2 separate regions of the Homo sapiens genome follow, and region 1 is linked to region 2. A link is a loop called in an ENCODE intact Hi-C map of the cell type or tissue named here. Cell type or tissue: PC-3. All regions are shown on one strand. Links, peaks and the distances in the headings refer to the core of each region. The heading gives the core; the rest is flanking DNA.

What was found. A loop is a pair of places that touch in the nucleus more often than their neighbours do. Peaks named below come from ENCODE experiments on the same cell type or tissue, not always from the same donor. Only the 100,000 strongest peaks of a DNase experiment are listed, where the experiment ranks them.
Region 1: a loop joins it to region 2, with 2.6 times the contacts of the local background. A loop is called at or near these places in 9 of 110 quality-filtered maps.

The regions. Positions count from the first base shown.
Region 1 is chr4:74,096,164-74,101,504 of GRCh38, reverse strand. It overlaps CXCL2 (C-X-C motif chemokine ligand 2), which reads left to right and starts at 2,310. Exons shown (of 4, transcript NM_002089.4): 1 at 2,310-2,484; 2 at 2,583-2,706; 3 at 2,821-2,904; 4 at 3,734-4,465. The coding sequence starts at 2,385. The coding sequence ends at 3,749. In PC-3, for the core only: a CTCF peak has its summit at 2,422 (motif pointing right); DNase peaks (open chromatin) are centred at 1,784 and 2,144; H3K4me3 peaks cover 3,173 bases; H3K27ac peaks cover 3,080 bases.
Region 2 is chr4:73,727,234-73,732,956 of GRCh38, reverse strand. No RefSeq gene overlaps it. Among named protein-coding and RNA genes, the nearest start is that of INKILN, 9.0 kb to the right of the region's middle. In PC-3, for the core only: a CTCF peak has its summit at 3,209 (motif pointing left); DNase peaks (open chromatin) are centred at 2,466, 3,226 and 5,096; H3K27ac peaks cover 4,988 bases.

The DNA of each region.
Region 1 (5,341 bases), core at 1-5,000, 370 kb before region 2:
CACAAAATAAAGAAGTTTGGGCAGCTAGCTGTTAATGCCCAAGGCAGAGTCATTTCATAAATCTTTTCTAATAAATGGATAGGGTAGAATTTTACTCTTATTCTCATTTTATGTGGAAAGTGATTGAAACTAAAATTTCAAACAAACAATGGATCAAAAAATTATTGTAAGATCCCATAAGGATAGAAATGCACCCTCCTTTAAAATTTCTGATGCTGAAAAATTTTAAAGGTAAATTAGAAGATGTTTCTTTGAAAATATTTCTTTCTTTGTGCGTGTGTGTGTTCATAAGGCTTTATCAGAGTGCTTCTGTTTAGTTAAGTGTCTTAGTCAGTTTGAGCTGCTATAACAGAATGCCATAGGCTAGGGGGCTTAAACAACAATTATTTCACAGTTCTGGAGGCTGGGGAGTCCAAGATTAAGATCCTGGCAGATTTCATGCTTGGTGAGGGCCCTCTTCTCAGTTTGCAGATGGTGGCCTTCTTGCTGTGTCCTCACAATGCAGAAAGGGAGAGAGAGCCAGAGATCGAAAGCTCACTGATCTCTTGCTGTAATGGCACTTATCCCATCATGGGGGCCATACCTTCATAACCTCACCTAAACCTAATTACTTCCCATGGTCCTGTCTTCTAATATTAGCACATAAGGGAGTCAGGGCTTCATCATCTGAATTTGAAAGAGACACAAACATCCAGCCTATATCAGTAAGGTTGTGAAACACCACTTCTATTTTGTTATTTAACAAATATTTACATAACACTTTACATGCACTGATGGTTTACACATATTAACAATCAATACTTCTAACAACCCCGTGAGGCAGGCACTATTATAAGCTCTTCTACAGGGGAGAAACATGAGCAAATAAAGCATAAATTACCAAGGGTCATGAAGCAAGTTAGTGGTATGGCTGAAACTTCAGCCCTGACATCCTTATCAAGTGATCTCTACAGCTGCAGCATCCAGGGAACACTCTATTCCTAAGGTAGTCCCACTTCTTCATCCTCGTGCCACTCCCAGCCCTTCTCATAGCAGTGGCAGAATATCTCCATATCCCTGAAGTCTGCATCCACCAGGAAGAATTAAGACAGAGTATTGTAGGCCTACAGCTTAATTTTTAAAGAGAGGGGGTCATTGAAATTGATGATGAAAAGTCAGTAATCCAGTGAGAAGGCATCAGCTAAACAGGCTTGGAAATGCTTTATTGACATTCCTCTAGAACTAAAATTTCCTCGATAGCTGTTTCTCTAGAGGGAACCAATCCCAGGATGCTGGTAAATACATATGGCATGGAAATGCAATTATGTTAGCAATCTAGTATGTATATATCAGACATGTCTGCTTGTGCTTAGAGTAGTAAACAAGCGGAGTCTCATTCCCTGCTCCTTTTCTGGTGGTGTCTATGGCCTTTTCTGCCCAGGGACAGCACTAGAAAAGGCAGACCTCCTGAGCCCAACAGGCCCCTCGCAGCTCCCAGTGACTTCCATGGATCAAAACACAGACTTCCATACAACAAAAAATTGATGCTACTGGAATTACTAGAGTTCGAGATGTTCCAAGATTTCAAAGAGAGAAAGGATGGGGGATTGCAACACTGTTAACTAAAATAAACACTGAATTGACCCTTGGCAATGGTCTGTTCCCGCACCCAACACCTGGCTCCACTACGTTGAAACACACACACACACACACACACACACACACACACACACACACACACGTGATATTTGCTTTTAAGATCATAAAACACCAGGAAGGAGACAAAAGCTCTTATGCGTCATCTGAGATGACACATGTACTGTTAAAGCGTGCGTTTATTTCAAACATTAATGAAATTTGCAGAACCCAAACTAAAGAGAGAGGATAGATAAGACATGCTGCAGTTCTTGCCCTAACTTTCAATCCCAACAACTGAAATGTCTTCCAGAGAAGTAACTCCCCCCGGTAAGGATGTAGCGCGGTCCCTACGTGGGTCTAAGGGATCTGACCCACGACGCACTGCACTGGGTTCACGAAGCGCCTCCTCGCAGGCGGTTATCTCGGTATCTCTGAGAGCGGCGGGCTCTCGCTCCCGCTCCAGGGATTCGGGGCAGAAAGAGAACATCCCACAGTTGGCGGGAGTTACGCAAGACAGTCAGACCCGGACGTCACTCGTGAGTGCCCCGACCCCCCTCCACCCCAGAGGCGGGGCCATCGCCTTCCTTCCGAACTCGGGATCGATCTGGAGCTCCGGGAATTTCCCTGGCCCGGGACTCCGGGCTTTCCAGCCCCAACCATGCATAAAAGGGGTTCGCCGTTCTCGGAGAGCCACAGAGCCCGGGCCACAGGCAGCTCCTTGCCAGCTCTCCTCCTCGCACAGCCGCTCGAACCGCCTGCTGAGCCCCATGGCCCGCGCCACGCTCTCCGCCGCCCCCAGCAATCCCCGGCTCCTGCGGGTGGCGCTGCTGCTCCTGCTCCTGGTGGCCGCCAGCCGGCGCGCAGCAGGTGGGTCCCGGCGCCCTGGGGTCCCCGGGCCGGACGCGGCTGGGGTGGGCGCCCCGCGCCGACAGCCCCGCTCAATCAGCGAGTCTCTTCTTCCCTAGGAGCGCCCCTGGCCACTGAACTGCGCTGCCAGTGCTTGCAGACCCTGCAGGGAATTCACCTCAAGAACATCCAAAGTGTGAAGGTGAAGTCCCCCGGACCCCACTGCGCCCAAACCGAAGTCATGTAAGTCTCGCCCATCGCTGCCGCTGCCACTGCTGGGGTCCCCGACTCTCCCGCTGCCCCAAACCCTGTCCTCAGCCCGACCTCCTGTCTCACGAGATTCCCTTCTCTCTGCAGAGCCACACTCAAGAATGGGCAGAAAGCTTGTCTCAACCCCGCATCGCCCATGGTTAAGAAAATCATCGAAAAGATGCTGAAAAAGTAAGTTATAATTTCCATGTACACAGGCGACTGGAGCTGTTGGTCAGAAATACTGGCGTCTGCCCCCTAAAAAGTAAATCAGGAAAACCCAGGGTTAGCTGCAGGACTGAAAAAATTATTATTTTCACAAAGTTGCCATTAAGGTTATTAATCTGTTCTGGTGCCAGAGGATATTCCCAGTGCCCAGGGTCACCACCCAGGTTCTTCCCTCCTGCCAGTGAATGTAGGTAAAACTGCTTTCATGTAAGGTCTCATTGGAGTTTGCCAGTTGTGCTGAAGTGTTTTCCACCTGTTAAAAAACACAAGCTTCATTTCCCCTAGTTCCTACTGACTTTCAGACCTGAAAAGCAGACCCCCTGGTTTTTTGTAAAAGTTTAGGGTTGAAGTGCAGAGATTTCACAATAATATTGCACTGGGTATATAACTGGTTGCCACCACCTATTAGCCATGTCACTCAGAGACAATATTATTTAGTTTATCTGAGACTCAGCAAAACAGGGAAAATAATGGTAGCTACATCATGAGGTTGCTTTGAGGCTCAAGTGAGGCCCAGTATGACAAAGAGCAATAGGCTCTGGCTGTTTTAGCCAGTAAAACAGTGTAGACTGCCACTCCTCCACCCCACGTCACCCCCATTCCTAAAAGAGCATCCCAAGCCTAGAGGTCCTTGCCACACAGCACAGCTGTCACAGGCAGTACCCACTTGGGTGCCAGGCTGGGGAAACTGCATTCAGAAAACTCTAGAGCCTGGGGAAACAGGACAGGAGAAGACTGTTGTGCAGTCAGCTTTCCTGAGCACCTACTCAGGGCACCCATTTTCTCATTACAGTGGCAAATCCAACTGACCAGAAGGAAGGAGGAAGCTTATTGGTGGCTGTTCCTGAAGGAGGCCCTGCCCTTACAGGAACAGAAGAGGAAAGAGAGACACAGCTGCAGAGGCCACCTGGATTGCGCCTAATGTGTTTGAGCATCACTTAGGAGAAGTCTTCTATTTATTTATTTATTTATTTATTTGTTTGTTTTAGAAGATTCTATGTTAATATTTTATGTGTAAAATAAGGTTATGATTGAATCTACTTGCACACTCTCCCATTATATTTATTGTTTATTTTAGGTCAAACCCAAGTTAGTTCAATCCTGATTCATATTTAATTTGAAGATAGAAGGTTTGCAGATATTCTCTAGTCATTTGTTAATATTTCTTCGTGATGACATATCACATGTCAGCCACTGTGATAGAGGCTGAGGAATCCAAGAAAATGGCCAGTGAGATCAATGTGACGGCAGGGAAATGTATGTGTGTCTATTTTGTAACTGTAAAGATGAATGTCAGTTGTTATTTATTGAAATGATTTCACAGTGTGTGGTCAACATTTCTCATGTTGAAGCTTTAAGAACTAAAATGTTCTAAATATCCCTTGGACATTTTATGTCTTTCTTGTAAGGCATACTGCCTTGTTTAATGTTAATTATGCAGTGTTTCCCTCTGTGTTAGAGCAGAGAGGTTTCGATATTTATTGATGTTTTCACAAAGAACAGGAAAATAAAATATTTAAAAATATAAAATGTTTGTTTTATTTTGGGGGAAACAAGGACTATATTTGCTGAAAAATCTGATGATTTACATCAATATTTATTTCTCAATTTTTTTCTGGGTTTTCAATCTGCTATACAGATAAACTATGAATTATGCCTAATTTCATGTGGTGATTGCTGTCACTCCCCTTGGCTCTCACCTAGTAAAGAATGTGCCTTACCAAACTATGGTCTTGCCCCTGATGGGAGAATCACTGATACATATTGCCATTTTTACAAGAAGTTCCTTACTACCTTGCTACTCAAATTTACCTCCTTAAAAATATGGAGGGGGGAAATATGGCAGAGACGTTTTAACCAGAGCAACTCCATCTTGAATAGGGGCTAGGCAAAATGGGGCTGAGGTTTACTGGGCTGGGCTGCATTCCCAGTAGGTTAGGCATTCGAAGTCACAGGATGAGATAGGAGATTGGCACAAGATACAGGTCATAAAGACCTTGCTGATAAAACAGGTTACAGTAAAGAAGCCAGCTAAAACCCACCAAAGCCAAGATGGAGACGAGAGTGACCTCTGTCGTTCTCACTCGTCATTATACACTAATTATAATATATTAGCATGCTAAAAGACACTCTTACCAGCCCCATGACAGTTTACAAGTGTCATGGCAACATCAGGAAGTTACCCTGTATGGTCTAAAAAAGAGAGGAACCCTCAGTTCTAGGAAATTGCCCACCCCTTTCCTAGAAAACTCATGAATAGTCCACCCCTTGTTTAGCATATAATCAAGAAATAACCATAAAAATGGCCAACCAGCAGCTCAGGCTGCTGCTTTGCCTATGGAATAGCCACTCTTTATTGCTTTACTTTCTTAATAAACTTGTTTTCATTTAAAAAAAATTA
Region 2 (5,723 bases), core at 338-5,337:
GGACTTTAGCAATGGGTATACAAAGTTCTCACTCAAGAATAATTGTACTTACAGAATCTTATTACTGAGTACTTCATGTTTTATTTTTGTAATATTCACAACAACCCTATATTTTAGTATTAAATATCGCCATTTAAAAGATAAGAAAACAAACTTAGGTTAAGTATTTAATAACTTGCAGAAGGTCATCCAGCAAGTAGGAAACAGAGTTAGGATTAGAACCTAAGCAGAGAGTCCAGAATTCTGTGCTGTCTCAGGGGGTTTCTCTCATGTGTCTGTAAGACTTACAGACTTTCCTTTGAGCACATTTATCTTCTTTCTCCCCTCCTCTCCTGCCAGATTAGACTTAGAAGACTGGAGAAGAGAATCTTGATTCAGTGAGGGGAGAGGGACATCATAACCCAGTAGAAGGACGAGTCCCTCCTATCGAGGCCTCAGGTTTTTCATTTGTAAAATGATGGGGTTTGCCTATACAGCTCTTCTGACTGTTTTATTACCCTGTAAGCTAAGGTATGTGAAATGGAGAACTTCCTCTGGGAAACTTGCCCACTTGTACCAGCAGAGGACACTTACCCAACTCTCAGATTTAGCAAAACTGTAAGAGAATATGTACTCGTCCTTCAATGTGGCTAACTAAACATTGCCATTTGCAAAGTTCTCTTCAACCAAGAGGAGAAGGGCATGGGTTCAATGAAGTAAGGAGCTGTAATTGGAGGCCATGGTGATGGTGTGCATTACCATCAGACGCCTATTCCCTGCCCCCAAGAAAAGAAGGAAGTGCTTCCTGCGCTCTTCTCTTGCCGACACTGTTTCCTCTTGCCTGATTTCCTCATGACTCTCAGACAAGTTGCAACCGTTTAACCTGTCGTTGTGAAACAAGTAATGTGGTTGGAGTTGGAAAAATACTAAGAAAAAAAAGTAAGAAAGAAGGAAATAAACCCAACTGATTTGCTCTGAAGCAAAAGCATCAAACTTAGTGAATATTGCTTGAAAATATATGTAGAGAGGCTTAACTTTCCCATCACTCATCCATTTAACAGATATTTACAGAACACTTTCTATATCCCAAACACTTTTCTAGGTGCTTGGGAAAGGTTAATGAATATCACAAATAGAAATGCCTACCCTTAGGAAGTGCCTTCGGTGAATAAATGTTATGAAAAAATAAACATAAAACAGATGGGGGAATTAGGGGAGTCAGGTGTGTGAGGAGTGAGCAGACTGCAGCATTGGAGAGTCAGAGGAAGCCTCCTTGAGAGATTGATGCCGAGCTACAAATGGAAGAAAGTAGGAATTGGCTCTGACTATGTGGGCGAGCATTCCAGGCAAAGGGACAGTGAGAGTTAACAGTTAGTTGGGAGCATGACTGGCGTGTATGAGGAACAGTAAGGAGGCCAGTGTGGCTGGAGCAGGGAGAGCTGGTGAATGGGAAAGGAGGACAGACAGCAAGTGGCCACACTAGATAGGCCTTGCGGGTCATCGCAAGGATTCCAGCTTTCACTCTGTGGGGAGAACCATTGCAGTGTCTTTGGAAAATCAGTGACATGATCTGACACTCTGACAGCTAGGGTAAAAAGGAGTATGGCAGGAGGAAGGGAAGCAAAGCAGGATAACCAGTTAGAGGGCATGATGGAAATCCAGGAGAGAGATGATAATTGCTTACATTAGACAAGCGTGGTGACTAGTGGTCAAATTCTGGATAATTTAAGGTAGAGACAGCACAAAACCCTGAAGGATTAGGTATAAGACATGAGAAAAAGACAAAAGTCACAGACGATGAAGACTTCAGGTGTGAGCAATTGGAAGGATGGAGCAACTAAACTAAAGTTGCAGAATTATTTGAATGTGGGGCAACTCTTGCTTGATAGAGCTCTTCTGACCACATCCTCAGTGGATATCCTCAATTAGGCAATTAGGCCCATAGTTGTGTGACCCAGTGGCTATGGCTGGTGGTGGAAATAATGAGGAGGCACGGAGGCAGATAGAGGGGTGGGGGGCAGGGTAATATTTATTGTCTTCCAGCTCCTGTACTGGGTTCTTTATAAAAGTTAATTCATTTAATTCTCATCACAAATTTATGTGCTTGGCGCTATTATCTCCATTTTTATGTTTAAGAAAACAGGCTCAGGGAGTTAAAATTGTACACACATAGCAAGCAAGCAGCTGGACCCAAACCTGAATTTAAATCAGCACCCAGGTCTCTGGCCCCAAAGCTTGAGCTCTCTTCCCTCTGCAGAATGAAGTCCAGCCTGGGTAGAGCTCTGGCAGCCCACTTAGTGTTCATGTCCCAGTGGCCCAAGTCTTGAAAACTAGTTTAACAAAACTCTTTTAAGCTTAGTAAATAAGGTTGCAAGAGCATCAGGAAAAGTTTCTGACGGGTCTGAATTTTGTGCTTAAAAGGGTGAAACATGCCCAGTGACCTCACCTCCATTAAATCTATTCAATGACATCTGTGGTTTGTAAACAGTTCATCAAATGGGCGGGGTGGGAGGAGTATATTTGTCCAGGGCTTTGCATTCACAAAAACCCTTAAAGCTGATCTTCAGTGTTATTAACAAATAAGGTCAAGCTGCCAGCCAGAGATATTTTGATAAGATTGAAAACAGAAGACACATAATACTTAACTTTAAAATCTTATCCTGTCCTGAACATAGAATCTGAGTATACTACGAAGTGCTTATACTTTTAATACCACAAATACATTGCAATATATTTGTGCAATCTAAACATGTTAATTTATTAAATATAGGCAGTTAATGTATTTGTAAAAGTTTTATAATTTTGTTGTGACATTTCTCTTCTTTCTCTTTAAAATATTGATATTATTTAAAAAGAAGAATAAGAAAAGAAAGGCGATGACTCAGGCCCACCTTGACCTTCACAAGGGCTCTGTAGTAGAAACTTACAACACAACAAGCCACCACCTACCTTAATAAATATACCACAGTGAGGGAAAAAGAAATTCAGGAAAAATGACATATTTTTCTCTTTTCTGTGGTAAGTAAGTGTCCAAGTACAGGTCTTAAGCTCTGCACAAATTCCAACTTGGATGTTTTTGGAATCTTGGAGCTTGGTAAGGTAACGTATAGTAAGCCCTTAATCATATCTAGTTGGCAATATAGAAAGATTTCTAAAAGGAAAAGGCTCAAACAAGAAATCCTTCTGATAGTCAGTGTATCCCAGTATAAGCCCCACCTTGTGGTCAGAAGGCAGCACTGTCACACTCCCATCCACAGAAGAACTGCTGAAAGGCAGGGCTGGGAGAGTTTCAGTAAATGCAGCCAGAATCTTAGGCAAGCACGTTGTCCTCTATTTCTCAGCTTTTCTCATTTCTGTGGAATGGTACCAGTTCACTTGCTCATTTCCTCTGTGTATGTGTATGTGTGTGCTGTTGTTGGATTTAAACACTGGAGCTTGTCATTTTCTGCATCCACCTCCTCCCAGTTTCATCTTCATTGGAACTTCCACGTCTCTGAAATTAGGCCTCCCAGCAGGGCCCAGTAGCTCACACCTATAATCCCAGCACTTTCGGAGGCCGAGATGGGTGGATCGCCTAAGGTCATGAGTTCGAGACCAGCTTGGCCAACTTGGCAAAATCCCGTCTCTACTAAAAATACAACAATTATCTGAGTGTGGTGGCAGGCACCTGGAATCCCAGCTACTCAGGAGGCTGAGGCAAGAGAATCACTTGAACCCAGGAGCCAGAGGCTGCATTGAGCCAAGATTGCACCACTGCACTCTAGCCCGGATATCAGAGTAAGACTCCATCTCAAAGAAAAGAAAAAGACAAAAAAAAAAAAAAGAAAGAAAGAAAGAAATTACACCTCCCAGGTTAAAACAAACCTGTTTCTTCTTCCATTTACAGTGTTAGGATCAAGAGGACTTGATCAGAATCCCCTTAGTTTGTGAACACCACGAAGACTGAGGTGCAGCCTCAGCAACACTGGCTGGTCAGAGACACTTGTGGCTGTGGACTCTGTGTGTGTGTGTGTGTGTGTGTGTGTGTGTGTGTGTGTGTGTGTGTGTGTGTTGGGAAGGAAGGCAGTCTATCCATCTGTTCAGGGTGAGGAAAGGTGAAAGAAGGATGTGAGAAGGGACAGAAGGAGAATAATTTTTAAAAAGATGGAGAGGGGAAAAAAGGAGACAGAAAGGAAACCTATGCTGAGGTTCCTTGAGCCACTTTAGGGAGGGTATTAGGACCCTGTTTTCTTTCCATTTAAGGGAAAGCAGGCAATTCCTTAATGTGGGGTCTATCATAATAGTAACATCAAAATATCTTTGGAATATGTAGCAATGTAGTATACAAGGTATAGACTTTCTTTTTTAATTGTAGTGAAATACGTGCAGCATAAAATTTATAATCTCATTCATTTTTGAATATATAGTTCAGTAATATTAAGTCTTCACATTATTGCGCAACCGTCATCATCATCTGCCTCCAGAACTCTTAGTACCGAATAAAAGTCTTTGTTCAAATTGAGGCTCTGACACTTACAATCACTTAGTGTCTGAGGCCCCAGTTTCTCTCATGTGTAAATGCTGACTTTAATGAAAAAAAACAATGGAAATGAGTTGTCGTGAGCATTAATAACAATATTTGTAAAATGCTTAGTATAGTAATAAATGATAGTAGCCATTATTTTATTATGATGATTTCCTGGAACTCTTTGTTTTATTATGATGATTTCCTGGAATTCTCGCTGCTTGTTTCCTCTTCATGAATAACATGATCCTAAACCTTCCCATAATCACCTAGTGAAGCTACTTCCCTCCCCACTAGATCAAACATACCCTATTACCCCATAGATTTCTTACATTATTTTGTGTATTGTTTTTTAGAGCTGTGTATTATTTCCTATGGCAGGGAAATGGGACCAGAAAAAAAAAAAAGTAACTACCAAGGTAACCAAAGAGTACGTCTTTAGCACAACTGTGTTCCAACCTATGCAAATTATCAACTCATTTTCATAGCTAGAACGCTGAATGCTCAGAGTCAGTGAGGCCCAGACTGGAGGAGGGCAGGGTCAGGGAAGCCAGTCACCGGCACAGCTTTCGCCCAACAGCCTCCAAGAAGTCAGACTCACAAGACCTTCTTCCTTGTGTACACATCCCCTTCTTGTGAAAGGAGTGGCTGGACCGGTGGGTAGTCCCTCCCTACCGATTGCCCCAGCTCTGGCTCCTCGCATGTCCAGTGCCCCTCCTGCTACCCGCTAAATACCTCAGCTCCCTGTCACAGCCTGTCAGGCTGGATTTGTAGGAAATTTTTAAGACAGGTTAAGTTTAAAAGGCTCCTGCAGGAATTGTAATTTCCGTCTATTTATGGAACCATTCTGACTTCCCATACATTATCCCATTCAGCTCTCAAATATAACCCTTCCTTCCTTCCTTTCTTCCTTCTTTCCTTCCTTCCTTCCTCCCTCCCTTCTTTCCTTCTTTCCTTCCTTCCTCCCTCCCTCCCTCTTTAACATTTGCAGTTCCTTATTATAATATGGTTCTCTTTTAGTGTAGCAAATTTGGAAAATAAAATATAAAGAAGGAAATAAAAATTGGCTGTAATCTCACTACACAGAGATAAAGATTTTAATGTACATCTTTCAGTATTACATGTGTATTCATGTACATACATTTTTAAATTGGCATTACATGGGGCATACCATTTTAGGTTCTCTGCCTATCTCACTTTCCAATCTCATAGGCATTTGCTGCCAGTCAGTATACTACCT